Linked DNA regions of Homo sapiens: region 2 is linked to region 1. The links are chromatin loops, found by intact Hi-C in ENCODE. Cell type or tissue: Caco-2. All regions are shown on one strand. Each heading gives the region's core, and the rest is flanking DNA. Links, peaks and the distances in the headings are about the cores only. Region 1 overlaps LOC105369698 (a long non-coding RNA gene). Region 2 overlaps LOC124902897.

Region 1 (8,348 bases), core at 152-8,151:
TATGAAGTGAGCCAAGAGCACGAGGCTCCTAACTGCCAGTCTCTTGCGCAGCCTATTGCCTTGAAGAAATTGCTGGGCACATTGATCCCTCTCCTTTTCTCCTCTAGCTTCCACGACATCATCTCTTGGTTTTTCTCTTGTCATCTGACCATTTCCTCTAAATTTAAAGTTCTTCAATCATAGGCTCCTGCTTTTTAAAATGTTCACTTCACCTAAGTTTTCACCTTTGGGCTTCTTCTCTTTTCAATCGACATTCTCCTTGGGCAAACTTTTCCCCTGCTGTTACCTCAGTTACCAAGGGAGAAGGGAAGAGGGGGCAACAAGCATCAAGCACAGCACAATGATTCACTAAGGATAGGAAATATCCAAAAAGACTGTAAGAAGGGGAGTTATTTATGGCCAAATTTTCAGCAAAGTGGTGGGTCAGAAGATCCAGAGATTAAAGAGAGTCGTTTGGGGGAGAAACACAGACTACTTTTAATTTACAGAAATTTGGAAGAGAGAATATGGCAGCCAACTGAAAGAGACTTTTGGTTTTATTTTTAGGATGGGAGATAATTTGAGCGTATTGATTAGCTGAATGCAGGGCCAATAATGAGGTGGGCTGAAAATGAGAGGGTGAGAGAACTGATGGAGTGAAATCCCAGATAAGTTATGGGAAGCCAGGGTCAAGGGGACAGATGGAGGGACAGGCCTTGAACAGCAGAGCACCTCATCCTCTGAGAGTGGACAGAAGAGGTAAGGATGGGTGAATGTAGATCTGTTGATATGTTGGGGGGACATTTGGGCCAATTTATGACAGATTCTTTCCCTTTTATAAGTAAGTAACAAAGCAAGATGTTCTTCAGAAAGTGAGAGAAATCTCACAAATATCAGCCCTCATATTTGAAATGAGAGGAATGAAAGCAAATGCTTTCATTCACTCAATAAGTGAGGTGAAGAGACCATAGCTAAGAACACATCAAGAATTCATGCACAGCACTGAGGAACCAGTTGAAGCTGGAAAAATATATTTGTAGTGGTTCACATCTGCATGGTAATTTTTTCTTCAGTTATGCTTATTTGACTAGATATAGGAGAATAAAATTCACATTATTGATCCAGCATTTTCCTGAGAAGAATTTGGTGCATGGAAGGTACACTAAAAGAGACAGAAATTTAAAAGATTGTGCTAGACCGTTTTTGTATTGCTATAAAGAAACAGTAGAGATTAGGTATTTCAATTAAGAAAAGAGGCTTTATTGGCTCACAGTTCTGCAGGCTACATAGCCATGGTGCCGGCATCTGCTCAGTTTCTCGGGAGGCTCCAGGAAGCTTTTACTCATGGTGGAAGGCAAGGTAGGAGCAGGTACATTACATGGCAAGAGCAGGAGCAAGAGAAGGGGGAAGATGCCACAGAATTTTAAACAACCAGATCCCTCAAGAACTCACTATTGCATTGTGAGGACAGAACCAAGCCATGAAGGATCTACTCCTATGACCCAAACACCTCCTAACAGGCCCACCTCCAACACTGGGGATTCCATTTTAGCATGAGATTTGGGCAGGACAAATATCAAATCCATATCAATGATCAATCACACATCCAAGGAGTAACGACACTAGAGGATTTGAAAAGCACTTACATCCAATGGAATACAGGCATTTAAGCACCTACTTGACAGTTTGGTGAGTTTTACCAATTTTTTTTTTTTTTTTGAGGTAGATTCTTGCTCTGTCACCCAGGCTGGAGTGCAGTGGCACGATCTCTGCTCACTGCAAGCTGCGCCCCTCGGGGTTCACGCCATTCTCCTGCCTCAGCCTCCTGAGTAGCTGGGACTACAGGCACCCGCCACCACGCCCGCCTAATGTTTTTGTATTTTCAATAGAGACAGGGTTCCACAGTGTTTACCAGGATGGTCTCGATCTCCTGACCTCATGATCCACCTGCCTCGGCCTCCCAAAGTGCTGGGATTACAGGCGTGAGCCACCACGCCCAGCCCCAAATATTTATACTAATATAACCTTCACCACAATCAAGGTATGGAACAATTCTATTACTACAAAAAGGTTTTTTTCTTTACATTTAAACACCTATTCATTACTGATAGCCCTCTTCATTCCTTTGTGTAGATTTGTTTCCACATGGTATTATTTTCCTTACACTTAAAAAACTATCTTCAACACTTATGTTTATTTTTATTTATTTTTTTTTTATTTTTGAGATGGAGTCCCACTCTGTCACCCAGGCTGGAGTGCAGTGGTGCGATCTCACCTCACTGCAACCTCCACCTCCCGGGCTCAAGCAATTCTCCTGCCTCAGACTCCCAAGTAGCTGGGATTACAGGCACGTGCCACCATGCCCAGCAAAGTTTTGTATTTTTAGTAGAGACGGGGTTTCGCTATGTTGGCCAGGCTAGTCTTGAACTCCCGACCTCAGTTGATCTGCCCACCTTGGCCTCCCAAAGTGCTGGAATTACAGGCGTGAGCCACTGTGCCTGGCTGAAGAAGCTATTTCGACACAGCTCTTTCAACATGATAAAAAAAAATCATCAAAGTTATAGATTATGATCATTATTTTTTAAATTACCAACAAGAAGAAATAGACATCCTTTCCTCATCCTAAACCTCTTCCTCCCATAATCCTTTTCTGCTGAAGAGTAAGATGCCAGTGGCTTGAAAAACAGGATGGAGATCACAGGCAATGAGGACAACGGTGTAGGACTTAAGAAACATCTGACTGACAAGACAAGTGATATTTGCAAAAAAATTAGTTATTTGTCAATTTTTCTCATTTAAGAAAAGGTCATCAGTTTCTCTAAGCATTTTTTGTTAATTGAGGTATAATTAATATATGATAAAATTCACATTTTTAAAGTGTACAACTAGGTAGTTTTTAGTATTTTCACAAAGTTGTGTAACCACCACCTATAGTTTCTTAATTACAGACAATTTTTATCACTCCAAAAGGAAACACCAAACTCATTAGTATTCATGTCTCATTTCCCCTCCCCGTCCTGGCCCCTGGAAACTACCAATCTACTTTCTATTTCTATGGGTTTGTCTAGTCCGGATTCCTCAGTTAAATAGAATCATATGACATGTGGCCTTTTGCGTCTGTCTTCTTTCATTTGGCATAATGTTTTCAAGGTTCATCCATGTTATAATACATATCAGTACTTCATTCCTTTTTATGGCTGAAAAATATTCTATTGTAGGGATAAACCACATTTTGTTTATTCACTCAATTGATAGACATTTGGGCTGTTTTTACTTTTAAAATTATGAATAATGGTGCTATAAACCTTAATGTACAACTTTCTGTGTGGACATATTTTTATTTATCTTGGGTAGATACCTAGGAGTGGAATTACTGAGTTATATGGTAACTATGTTTAACTTTTTTGAGAAACTGCCAAACTGTTTTCCAAAGTGGCTACATCATTTTATATTCCCACCAGCAATGTATGAGAATTCCAGTTTCTCCACATCCTTGTCAACACTTGTCATTGTCTGTCTCTCTGATTATAGCCATGCTAATGGGTATGAACCTCATTGAGGTTTTCATTTGCATTTCACTAATGAATAATGATGTTGAGCATCTTTTTATTTATTGGTTATTTGTACAACTTCTTTGGAGAAATGTCCATTGAAATCCTTTGTTCCTTTTTAAATTTTTTTTAAATTGTTGAGTTGTGTAAGTACTTTATGTATTCTGGATACCAGTTTCTTATCAGATACATGATTTATAAATACTTTCCCCCATTCTGTGGGTTGTTTTTTCACTTTCTTGATGGTTTACTTTGAAGCACAGAAGTTTTTAATTTTGATGAAGTCTAATTCATCTTTTTTTTCCCTTGTTACCTGTGTTTTTGGTCTTATGTCTAAGAAACAATTGCCTAATCCAAGGTCATAAAGATTTATGCCTATGCTTTCTTCTAAAAGTTGTGTACTTTTAGCTCTTACATTTTGGCCTTTGATTCATTTTGAGTTCATTTTTGTATATGGTGTGATGTATTCTCAAACCATTTTGATTGATCTACATTGCTGTATTTTGAATGATCTTCATCTTAAACACTGATTTCTCTCATAAAATTGTGAAGGTTATATTATTTTACTGTCAGTTAACACATGTGTTTTTCTATCTAATAATCAATATATTTTCCTCTGTCCTTAAAAATATAGAGGACAGCAACTCCGTATTTTTTAAGCTTTCTCTTTTTCCATTTTTCTTTTAGGGCTATGTACTAGATAGTAAGCCTGACCTTGCTATGTTTCTTAGTTCAATTAGGGGAAATGCTCATTTAAATTTTAAATAGCTCTCTTAGTACTCGATTGTAAGACAGATGTGATAATATTTTTAGAACCCAGCTTCAGAAGACAGTTATACACATTTTATTTTCCGGATACAGAGGTTATTTGTATACCTATACAAGTCAAATAATTAAAGTCAAACCTCCTTTAATCGTGGTAGATGAGAAGGATGAATAGACAGGGTCATTAGTGTCTGATTCAGGAAATCCTTGAAGATGTTTAAATGAGTGATTTTAAATTAACTGTTTTACCATAGCTACATAAAAATGGCTTTGTGGAAATAATTTCCTTTAGCAAAAATACTTTTTTCCAAATTTTTTAATAAAGATCTTTTTAAATGACTATTATATTCAATCAAGTGGATGGATATACCATACTGTATTAATTTTTTTTGTTTCAAAATCCTATCCTTTAAGTGGATTCTAAATGGATTTATCATATCCTGTACAATATACCTAACATTTGGGTTAGCTCTAGCCAAGCTTATTGACTAGAGCTATGAAAGTGTTAGTTTTTCTCTTTCTCTTGTGGCCAACTTTTAATGCTCCTTATAATAAGTAACTATTAAATACCCAAAAGATATTCAGTTGTGTTAAAAGAGCCATTTATAAACATTTATTTCTCTAAATGTAAGTTTCTATATAGTTTCATTTAAGTCATTTATATTCTTACTTTCCAGAGTGAATTAACCAAATGAAAAAATTCTATTAAAATTGGCCTTTTAGCCTAAAAGAACAAAAAATGACTTGTGTACTTGGCAAAAGGACAGAGATATTGTTTATCTGGACAAGGCAGCAACCAGTGAATGTAAAATAATGATTTTTTTGAAAACTGCCTCAACATACCATTGAGTATTCTCACACACTTTCTGGTGGGCTCTTCTGTGGCTCTGGTCTTCACACTGGCCTTTGGTCCACAATGCAAATCATAGGTGTTGGGACAGGTCGCTATGTGAAACTATTCCCGTAGAAAGAAAGCAATGCAGCTTCCTAATACAAGGGAAAAAAAGAGCAAAGAAATACTTAAGCTCTCAACTTAAAATATGCAAGACATTTGCTTATTTGCTTTGTCAATATTAGAGAATTTCTTGTTACAGGATATTAGCTGAGGTTGAGAGGCCTTAAAAGTCCCAAGTAAGATATTAAAAACAGTTAACATTTAAGAATCATTGAGAGTCCTTTTCCCTATTTTTTAAGGCATATGCTAATCATCAGTTGAAATCAGGTATTTCCTCTCATGGAGTACTATTCCATAGTTAAGTAAAAGATAGGGTTTCCTTTGAAGTATCTGATCACTGCTTGTTGTAGGGGAACTGACAAGGAAGGGCATTCATTATGTTTTTTTAACCATATAGAAACTTGATTTAACAGTTTATAAGGATGACATTTATTTTAAGCTATTGCATTGAATATAATATTTCCCTAGGACTGTATTTTCATTTACTCTTAGTATATTACCCATTATTTTATTTAGTCATGAAACTCACTTATTTAATTCAAATGCTTTCATTTGCTCAATAAGTTTGCTCAGTAAGAATTAATTGAGTAGTAACCAGCACCAGGCACTGGGATCCATAACACTCTCCAGGAGAGAGACCAGTGGGTTATTTTTGGGCTTAATATGCTAATGGGTTGGGGGTACAAGGAGCCACTGTATTCAAAACAGAATTGTGTGTTGCTTCTTGAGGCAGGGAGGATACTGTATGTATCTTTGTATCTCCAGTTATATTTTAGGCACCCAAGTACATTTTTTTGAATTGAATTGAGTAGAATCATATAGTGTTTGTCTTGGAAATGTATATCAAAGATCATTTAGTGTCTAGTCTAAGAGGTTCGTAGAAGTGTCCAGAGATTGCCAAAAGGCGGGATGAGAAGGCAGATTTCTAAGAGTCCCCAACTTATATTTTAATTAGTATAGCCTCCATTTTATTTACTAGGCACCTGTATAACATTTTGGTTTTTATTAAGATGTATCTACTACTAAAGAAATTTAGAAAACCACTGATAATTCAATTGCCTCATTTTACATTAAAATTTCTGTAATTTTACAAATAAGGCAAATCTATTTTTCAGCATACTGTATCAGTTACACATTATTTAATCTTTTAAACAACAGATATAGTTCAGATCACGTCCTCTGCCCTTAATTCCTTTTTTTTTTTTTTTGGTAGCTGTTTAAAAAAGAAATGGGGGAGTGTGACAGCCTAAAAATAATTTTCTCAAGAAATGATGAAGCAATAGAGTACAAAAGCCTTTGAAGATCTCTAGCAAGCTATGTCAGTGTCTGTAATGTGAAACTGCTTGAGGTCTCTTCAATGCTGTGTGCCCTCACACTGTGAATGAATTCATTAAAACAATGCAGAATTCATCTGGGGCAAAAAAATAAGGAAACTAATTTTTACATGGCTACGGAGTGAGGATAAGATTCTCTCTTAATTTCCTTGGCCTAATGGAGAACACATACATATGCTATCAGCTCATCTCTATCATTAAAAATAAGTTAGAAATGAGAACATGCACAATCATATCAAGGCTTGTCGATTTAAAAAATCCACCCAAGAAAGATGTTTTGGAGATTACTGAGACTCTCAGCTCCCATCAAAGGTGAAAGGAGATTCAGAGAGCAAAGCATCAGTTAATGTTGAGATCTTTATTATAAAGCAAAGCAAAATTGCCTCCTGCAGGTAACTTGGTGTTGATACCTGCAGAAAGAGAGTGCTTCCAGATGACTGATCTGATCGTGTGTCATACACTTAAACCTAGGTAGTCCAGGCTTAAGTCAACAAGACTGATTGAAAACTTTGAGGGCCATGAAATGACGACACTGTCATGAAAGATGTGTCTCTTTGCAAGCAGAAAATTACAGAAAGCACTAAAAATAAGCATTTTTTTTTCCTACAACTGAGATTGTGGAACTTTTTTAACTCCAGAGAATGGAATGCAACTCTCTGGTGGACTTTTGTCTTCTATTTTCAAAAGCGTTTCTTACAGCTGAAAATTTCAAAGGCACAGTTGAGACTAAATGTTATTTACAAATTCCAGAAGTCTACGAACTTCCTTTTCTTCATAAAATGGTCATATCAACCCCAGCTGAATATTTTGAGTTCATGTGTCTATCAAAAATGTAGTGAACTAAATGCCTACGAAGTCAGCTGAGGCCACATGATTACTGAAAAACACGATACAAAAAGTGAAGAAATGAAGGCAGTCCTCATGGTCCCTTGCGCAGTGGCAGGCCTATCACACCATTTTAGTGTTTAAATGCCAACATGATGAAGCAGCTAAAAGCAAAGGTCATTAGTCTTCCGTGGATATGAGAAAAATGGCTATAAAAGTAGCAAGGAAGGAGTAGACAGGCAGTGAGCGAAAGCACAGCAGGTTGCAAAAGTAGAGTTAGAGAGTAGTTAAGGCAAGATGGGGAGAGGTTGAGAGGGTGGAGAATGGATGCCTGGCCAACGACAGAGAAGTAGAGTCACAAAAATAAGGGATCAGCATATAGAAGCCACCAAACATTTACTGAAATGGAATTGAGTAACATTAGTAATAGGTAGTAGGAGACAGAGATGAGTTGGTGTAGACCCTTTCTTTCCTTTTTCTGCATTCCATCACAGTAAAAAGTAAAATGATATGATTAAATTGTTTTTCTAATGAAAAAGAAATGACCACTCATGACAGCTCTTTGCTGAGTGTCTAAAATGCGTGCTATACGTATCTTGGTAACAAAGTATATTTTGTCCTTATCCCTTAAATATGTTATAATTCTAGTTGTACTTATTACATAAATTCCCTAAGGGACAATTCACCTTTGGTTGCAGAGATGTAATCTTTGTATTTCTTATAACAATTTTTCTGAGTTTTATTTTGTGACCTTTTCTCAGATGACCATTTTGAAAAATAAATTTTTGATTTTTTGTCAATGTGAAATACTTGGTGTACTCTAAAAAGACACATAGGCTTATAACAAAGCTTAAATAAAACCAAGCAAAATGTTACTACTATGCTCTTTCAAACTCTGCTTTCTACAACGGCAACCACTTTCAACAGAGGCTTTATCTC
Region 2 (8,348 bases), core at 227-8,226, 54 kb before region 1:
CAGCCATCATATTATTGGGGATTTCTGAAAGGATAATATGGGATAACTCCAGATCCTTAGTGTCCTTAGAGCCTTAGGAGTTTAAAGGAAACTCAAAAGCATTCTCCAGAGGAATAGGGGTAATGAAAAATTATGCACGAAAAGTTTTTGAAACTAAATAAACACAACCTGGCCTCTCTCACCTCAGCTGCCATATTCTGATAGTTATTTTCCCTTTACAATGCAATAAGAGTAAGGGGATATTTCAGTGAATCACATGCTCTTTCAGTTACATATATTGGAAAAACACACTCTCTTAACATAACTGGTATGTCATTCAGAAGTAAAATATTTAATTTCTGATCCCAAACTGATCACTTCAGCTAGCCATGTGGGTTGGCAGGACAGTTGTGTACATTTGCCAAGATTCCAACTTTTTAACCTCTGCAGTGGAATCATCATTCTACAATGGGAGAACTACATATAGGGTAGAACAGGAAATTGGCATATCAGTTGAGTCTGGACTCGATTTTCCTCTACCCTGTTGTTTTCACCACTTCTATGAGGATAAATATCATCTTGTGTGCTTGCTAGGTATGCAGATTACCAGACTTGTTCCCTGTAAATTTTGGTGCAGAGAGTCTGTTTCACGGCCCAGGAATCCATTTTTACTAAGCACTCCAGGTGTTCATGATCTTTAGGGGACTTTGGGAAACATTGCAAAAATGATTAAGTAAATTGAGTAAAACAGCATTCTTCGACTTACTGTATATTATTAAGCTTTAAATGGAACACTGTAATATAGGGCTTACTGAGCATCAAAATAATGAGGAGATGGTTGGGGTTATACATTTTATAATTTTGCAAGCCATTTTAGTAGAAGGAATGATGGCAATATAAAAGCAACTGTGCCAAATTTTTTTATTGGGTCTCCAGATCATTTTACTAAAGTAAGTACTGCCGATTAGGTTGGGGTAAAAAAATGTGGATCGGGCTATAATATTTTCCTTTCATTACAAAGTGAAACAGATTTATTGGCACTTTGGTTAAGAAAAATAAATTATTTGTTTATTCCAAAGACACCTACTGCCTGCTTATGACAATAAAAGTCATCGTTTGGGTCTATGGCAACTGCTATGTAATCTTTCTCATTGACACTATGTCTCAATATAAGCCATTAAAAATTGAAACTCATTTAAGGTACAAAAATATGCTTTCCAGCAATGGTTTTTAAGCTATTTTTTGTGGCAGCTGAACACTTTTTTTCCAAAACCCGATATAGTTTCCAATATAGAAACAAGTTAGGAGCAGCTATGTTTTCAGCAGCGGCTGCGGAGTAGGGGGAGGGTTGTCTACCGGGTTTTCCCAGCTCTGACCAGATTCGTCAGCTAAATCAGCACCTTCCTAATTTATCAGCCTCTCTGTGGTAGACGAGGAGAGTTCAAGTCTTTAGGATAACAAAAAAGTTGATGTTATATGACAAACGATGTTATGGTAACTCCTGCAACACCTCCAGTAAATGAGCAGGACAGAGTTTGAAAACCTTTGCTTGAGTTTTTCTTCAGAGATGATAGCCTTGGTTCATTCAGCCAACACAGTGCCTACCACATACTAGATACCAATGAAAGTTTTACTGCGAGTATTTTAATAGTATGTTAACACAGTGTCATAGATTTTTCAGAGTTTCTATTCTTTCACAGAGAATTATTATGATCTTAATAAAGCACAGAGGACCTGTGGAGGAAATGGAAGAAAATGTTTCTGCCCAACTGATAAACATGTGCATGCACTTTCAGAATAACGTCCCACCAGTAACAGTGATATCCTAACTTTGTGTGTGGGCAGCCTCTGGTGTGCAGCAAGATGGACTGGGATTAGAAGGCAAGACTGTTTCTGTTTAACTTGCTTTGCGCAGTGCCGTCTGCAGGTGGGCACTCAACAAAAGCTGCCAGTCTTAGCATCCAGAGATGTGGTTGTGATCAGTCATCATATTATTAAATTATTCATCTCATATTAAGTGACCACAATTTCAACATTGGCTTCTCTTGACAGATGTACAATTCATATAGACGATTGGAACTATATTCGGTGCGTGCTGTGATTTCATTTGCAATGCCACTCATAGTGGAAGAAATATGCCACACTTTTTTAAGCAAACAGGCTTCTTTTCACAGTGGACAGAGAATACTGTTAAACAGAGGAAACACAATATCCCTTTTCATAGCAAGAGATCAAATGTCTGCAGAAGAGTTTAATTTATACTTCTCCATGTGCCAGAGCCCAGTCTGAGACATAGCAGCATTTAAGTCCTTTCAATCAGGGCATAGTTTCCACCCTGGATGACTTCATCTCTTTAAAAATAGAATAAATGGAATTCAACATTATACTATGGGTAGGGATTATAGGAAATTAAAAGACATATAGTGCTCAACACACTAAATAATTGTGACATTGAGCTGGGAAAATAGTACTTCTGCAGAAAGTCTTTTCTGGGTATTATTTGTTAAAAAGGTTTTCTCTAGCTTTCTGGGAGAGTAGGAGAAAAGTATTGCAGTGTGGACCAGGAAGTAACTTTTATACTATGTGTGCTCAAAGTTTTTCCTCTTGAAAATATATGTAAGCATTAAGTTAGATCAGAGGTGCAACTTGAGTTCACGGTCCACCAGTCCTGCTGTCCGAGTCTTTCTGGATTCTCTGGTTTTGAAAGATTCTATTGGAGAATCTTTGGTTTTGCTGTGTTGATGATGATATGCTGAAAGTCAGCAATCTGCAGACTGTGCTCATCTGAAGTTTGTTTAGATACAGGTAGAGAGGTTAGGAGGAATCCCGTTTGGCTCAAAGAAGGCTCTGAGGTTAAAATATGATAGCATACTCTACGAACATCCTAAAATGTAAGCATGCAACATGCCCTGAGTTGTTTTTATAAAAACCAGAGTTTGTTTGTTGGTTTATATAGAAATTACCAAGAAGAGGCAAAGCTATGATGTTGAAAAGTAAAAGGGAAGCAAATTGTTCTCTGGAGGATCTTTTCATCACAGCTTACTTGCTGGCTGACTTTTGACATGACTTAAATGGTTATGTACGTGAGGTAATGTGATGTGTGATCCTAATAAATGAATATACACACCAGACCCGCCTGCAAGGGGTATATTACAAATAAGTCTTCTGTTGATGAATGATGAAAATACAATACCTTCATTTTGTTGTGCTCTCTTTACAATCATGTCTGTGGCATTAAATGGTTGCAGTGTTGAGATTTGCTCGCCTTTTAAAAAGAGCTCAGTGAGTAGGCTTTCCCTTTAGGAAGATTACTGTGGGAAAAATGGGGGCTCTGAGAGAGAGCAAGTACAAATCCATTGCAGGTGAGCCAGCACAATTTAATCACATAGTATATATTATAATACATCCCTAGGAATTCATGTTTGGTTTGAATTTGCCTGCCCAATCGGCCATAAGGAGATAGAAATGGCTTACAGTGGTTTCTGGTGCCTTGAGCTGAGTGTATGCTACTTTTCTGTTCACACATACTCAACAAAGGAGGCGGCAGCAGCTGCACAAAAGAGTTCTAGGGAGAGAGATGTACAGGTAGGAGTTTTTAAATCTTGACATCCTGATAAGATTTCAGCATGGCTTCAAAGCTTGTTCAAAAAAAAATGACCTATATTGCCAGTTTTTCTTTTGAAAATCCTAATCTGTTGCTAAAACAGAGCAAACCAAGTTCTCTTTTGTGAACTTGAGTAAACACATTCTTCATCACCATCAAAGATTGTGGCAAGACGAGGGAAGGACTTGCCTTTGTGATTCAAGAGTCCTTGATGAGTATTCTGTGCATATTTGTGGGTACAGTCATATCTTTCAAAGAACAACCCAAACCAAATACTTCTGGTAATCTCCAGGCTTTTAATGTGTGACAAAGCAGGGTAACGGGTTCAGGCATGTGAACTGGAGCCTTCCTGCGCATGTAGCACCAGATCAATAGCCCCACTTGCTCTTCTGGGGCACCTGCTTATGGAAGGAGTTCAAAATATCAGAGAAATAAGCATTACACAAACAGATGGGGAAACTAAAGCAATGAAAAGCTCTTGACCTGGCCAAAGTCAATAAGACTGGTCAATAAAGGAGTGGAGAGCAGAGAACTTAAATTGCTGAGCTCTTTGTTACAATATCATTTACAGAATCTGATGCCTTTGAGTTGGTGCGAAGGGTGACTAGGGTGAGTCTTGAGGTCATAGAGACTAATGTGTTCCACCACAGAGAACGGAGTGCTTCCATTTACCCAAATTACAGTTATTCTTATTCTTTGTGAATGTTTCAAGGAGGAAAAATGAGACTCCGTCTTGTTGGTGGCTTCTATGGTACTCTTAAAATGGGAAGTAAATTGAAAATGGGTTGGTGATGGAAACTGTATTAGTCAGAGTTCCCCAGAGAAACAGAACCAATAGGATACATACACACACACACACACACACACACACACACACACACATACATATATATATATATATATATATATATATATATATATATATATATATATATATATATATAGAGAGAGAGAGAGAGAGAGAGAGAGAGAGAGAGAGAGAGAGAGAAACGTATTTTAAGACTTTGGCTCACACTATTGTGGAGGCTTGGCAAGTCCAAAATCTGCAGTGTAGATCGTCAAGCTGGAGACCCAGGGAAGAAATGATGCAGTTTAAGTGATGAAGGGAGGCAGCTGGCTGAATTTCCTCTTCTTTAGGGGAGGCCAGTCTTTTTCTATTAAGGCCCCCAATGGATTGAATGAGGCCAACTCACATTATGGAGGGTGATCTGCTTTACTGAAAGTCTACTGATTTAAATATTAATCTCATGTAAACAACACTTTCACAGAAACATGTAGAATAATGTTTGGCCAAATACCTGAGTACCATGATTCAGTCAAATTGATACATAAAATTAACCATCATAGAACTCTAACAGGATAAGTATTGAGATGGGAGACCCTCTGCGGATGCTGGGTGCTAGAGACCTGGCCATGCAGGATATAAGCAAATATGTTTTCTGGTGGCAACAGATAATTTTCCTTTTCATTGGTTATGGTGAGAAGTGGCCTGAAAGTCATTTAGAATAAATTTCATACTCACAAGAAACTAATATCATGGAGAAAAAGATGCGCTGGGAAATTTTATCATCAGAGAAGATCACGTACTCTCATATAGCACACAAATAGATATGTAAACCTCTAAGCACTGGCCCAAAACTTGAAGTAAGTCATTTTCAAATGAAAAAAGAAAATTCAAATGAACATTCAAAACATGATCTATAAAGATCTATTAACAAATATATAATTTGCTTCTACTATAATATGGCACATTATCAGGTCCTGATTAATTATTCCCTTTGATAAGGTTGGCAAGGTTTTAAACACTTCTTCAGTCTTATAGATAGAAAGGTCAGCTTTGGAAATCATCCCTTAACAAATCCCATAGGTAGATAAGTGAGAGTATCTCTGTATATATGTTATCTCTGTATTATTTTTATATGAAAAGTACTTCTGCCAAGCCACTAACTCATTGGGTGTGAGTGTAGATAATTACGTGTTAATGTACTTTTCTCTTTTGCCCTTACAGGCGCATATACATATACATGTACAAAGGCATGAGGATAAGAACTCTACTTCTACTGTGATAATATCAGTCAATCAATATTTACTTTTGGGTACCTACTATGCACTAGGCCCTGTGCTAAACTCCAGGAATACAATGAGAAACATGATGTTCACAATTTATCTTCTATACGACTTGGAACTTATATTCTGGTGAAAGAGAGAGATACCAAAAATTAACAGACAAATAAATAAAATAGTTATAATCAGTGCAAATGTTATAAAGTTAAGGGATAGGAGCTTAATGAAGAAAATAAAGAGACCTACTTTAAATAGAGAGATAGGCAAGGAAATTGCTAAGTAGTTAATATTTAGCCTGAAGCTCAGAGGATGACAGCATTCTAGGCAGAGGAAGCAGTCATTTGACAAATTTGCAGGAAGAGGAAAAAACTCGGATACTAGAGTGGTTGGTGCAGAGCCCAGGGGTCATATGAGTTGAAACTGGGAAGGTGAACAGGACCTCACAAATCATTATAAGGGCTTTAGATTTTATTCTGAGAGCTACAGGAAGACACTAAAGTGGTAGAGTGACATTAGACAAAATTTATATTTTAACAAGATAATTATTGCTGCTATATTGAGCGTGGCTTGGTGAGAGGTAAAAATGGAAGATGTGAGATCAACTGAACTTAAAATAGTCCGTGCAATGAGATGAAGGTGAACTAGTGTAAGGTAGTAATGGAAGAAGAGATGAAGGAAAACAATCTCATTCAGATATATTTGGAGGCCAGTCATGGTGCCTCATGCCTGTAATCCCAGCACTTTGGGAAGCCGAGGCAGACAGATCGCTTGTACTCAGGAGTCTGAGACCAGTCTGGGCAAGATGTCAAAACCATGTCTCCACAAAAAAAAAAAAAAAAAAAAAGAAAAAGAAAAATTAGCTGGACATGGTGGCACACACCTGTGGTCCCTGCTACTCAGGAGTCTGAGGTGAGAGGATTATTCGAACCCAGGAGGTTGAGGCTGCAGTGAGCCAAGATCACGCCACTGCACTCTAACCTGGGTGACAAGAGTGAGACCGTGTTCTCAAAAACAAGACAAAACAAAACAAACAAAAGCTATATTTGGAGCTAGATTTGACAATACTTTCTATCGTATGGATATGGGGCAGGAGGAAACAAAAAAACCAGAATGACACTTCTATTTCTCATTTGAGCAACTGAGTGGTTGGTGGTGCCTTTTACTGAGAAGAAGTCTGAGCTTCTGATGGGGAAACAGTTTTGAGGAAAAAAATCAAGAATTTCATGTTGAATTTGTTAAGTTGCAAATGTCTGCAAGATGTCTGATTTAAATAAGCAATATTGTGTATGAGTATGGGGCTTGGAAGTAAGGTCTAAATGGGAAGAAACTTTTTGGGTTATCAGAATTCACATGGTATTTAAACCCATGGGAATGGTGAGATATCTGAGTAAGTGATGCAGAGAAGATAAGAGCCTTTTCATTTCAGCCCTGAGTTAGATTTCAGCTCTAATCCAAATAGATTTGGAGATTCATTACAGGAGAAGCAACTGGCCAAAGAGAATGGGAAGGAACAGCTAGTAAATTTCAAGGAAAATCAAAGTGATGTCTCAAATGCCAAGAAAAGAGGTAATGCCAAGATAATACACAACAAATACTGAGGATAGAGAAATGTCCATTGAATTGACACGGACATCATCACAGGAATAGTGCCCTTCCATTGAAAGTGCTTAGAGCAGAAATCAGATTGCAGAAAATTAAAGTATAAATGGGAGGTGAGCAAATGGAGAGAAATGTACGTAAATCATTCTTTTGAGAGATATAGGGATGGAGGAGAGTAGAAAAATGGAGTGATTGCAGAAAAGAAATGTGATTTCATTTTTAACGGTAAGTCTCAAGTATGTATGTTTTCTGATAACATTGACTTGTGATGCATAAGAAAGTACAACCGAAGGAACCAAGAAGCTACTCTGGAGGTTGAAGTGGAGATAGAATAAGAGCACACATGGATAAACTGAATGGCAGTTTTAGTATGACTCATATGGAAAATATCTATAATAAACATTCTAATATACTTTTCCCTTTCTAACTCAAATCTATTCTAAGCAGATTCTTCAAGGTTTAACAGAATACCTCAACCTGTGAAATAACTTGCTGTCATTGTGGCATAACCTTTCAGAGAAGGAGAGATCATTATTGAGAAGGTAATTCAAGCTATAGTATTTCTTTAAAAGAAAATGTAAATGTCTCTTTAATTTCCTGATTCTTTGCTTCTAAATCTGCAATGTCCAGTTGATCTGCCTCAAGAGGCTTAGATGGCAGCAAAATCTCTCTCACCCTTTGTAAAAATCAGCCCAGTAAAGCTTGTGGCATTCAGGATCTGAGGTTCTCATGATTTCCTGTGCTGATTTTAAAATAACTCTATATTAGACAAAATTTCAATCTCTAAACTCAGCCTCAATTAATGTAACTTTCTTCATTTATATAAAATTGAATTTGAGTCCTCATTTGGACAAAAGGCAAAAGCATATTTTCAGTCAATTCAGGGTCACTTTTACTTGCCTTGGACAGTTGTTATGATCTGGATGAATCGTGTAGTGCCAGGATGTTTGGATGAAAGTGGCACGTGCTCCTCTTCTTTGCAATTTATCCATGTCGTCATCTGCTGAGGTGCCCTTATTATCTGGTCTTCAGTCATAGGTCCACATAGATTTCTCTATCAGTTTCTCATCCCTTCCAGTCCCTGGGCTTTTGTGTCATGCCT

What was found. Hi-C counts contacts between places; a loop is a spot of excess contacts. Peaks named below come from ENCODE experiments on the same cell type or tissue, not always from the same donor. Only the 100,000 strongest peaks of a DNase experiment are listed, where the experiment ranks them.
Region 2: it touches region 1 in a loop (5-fold over the local background); 2 of 110 quality-filtered maps call a loop at or near these places.

Annotation. Positions count from the first base shown.
Region 1 is chr12:24,696,192-24,704,539 of GRCh38, reverse strand. The region is part of intron 1 of LOC105369698 (a long non-coding RNA gene); the gene reads left to right. LOC124902897 reads right to left here and starts at 71. Exons shown (of 5, transcript XR_007063242.1): 1 at 1-71. In Caco-2, for the core only: no CTCF peak of the experiment used is centred there; no DNase peak of the experiment used is centred there.
Region 2 is chr12:24,750,612-24,758,959 of GRCh38, reverse strand. All of the region lies in intron 1 of LOC124902897, which reads right to left. Among named protein-coding and RNA genes, the nearest start is that of BCAT1-AS1, 65 kb to the left of the region's middle. In Caco-2, for the core only: no CTCF peak of the experiment used is centred there; DNase peaks (open chromatin) are centred at 3,519, 3,919 and 6,019; H3K4me3 peaks cover 1,693 bases.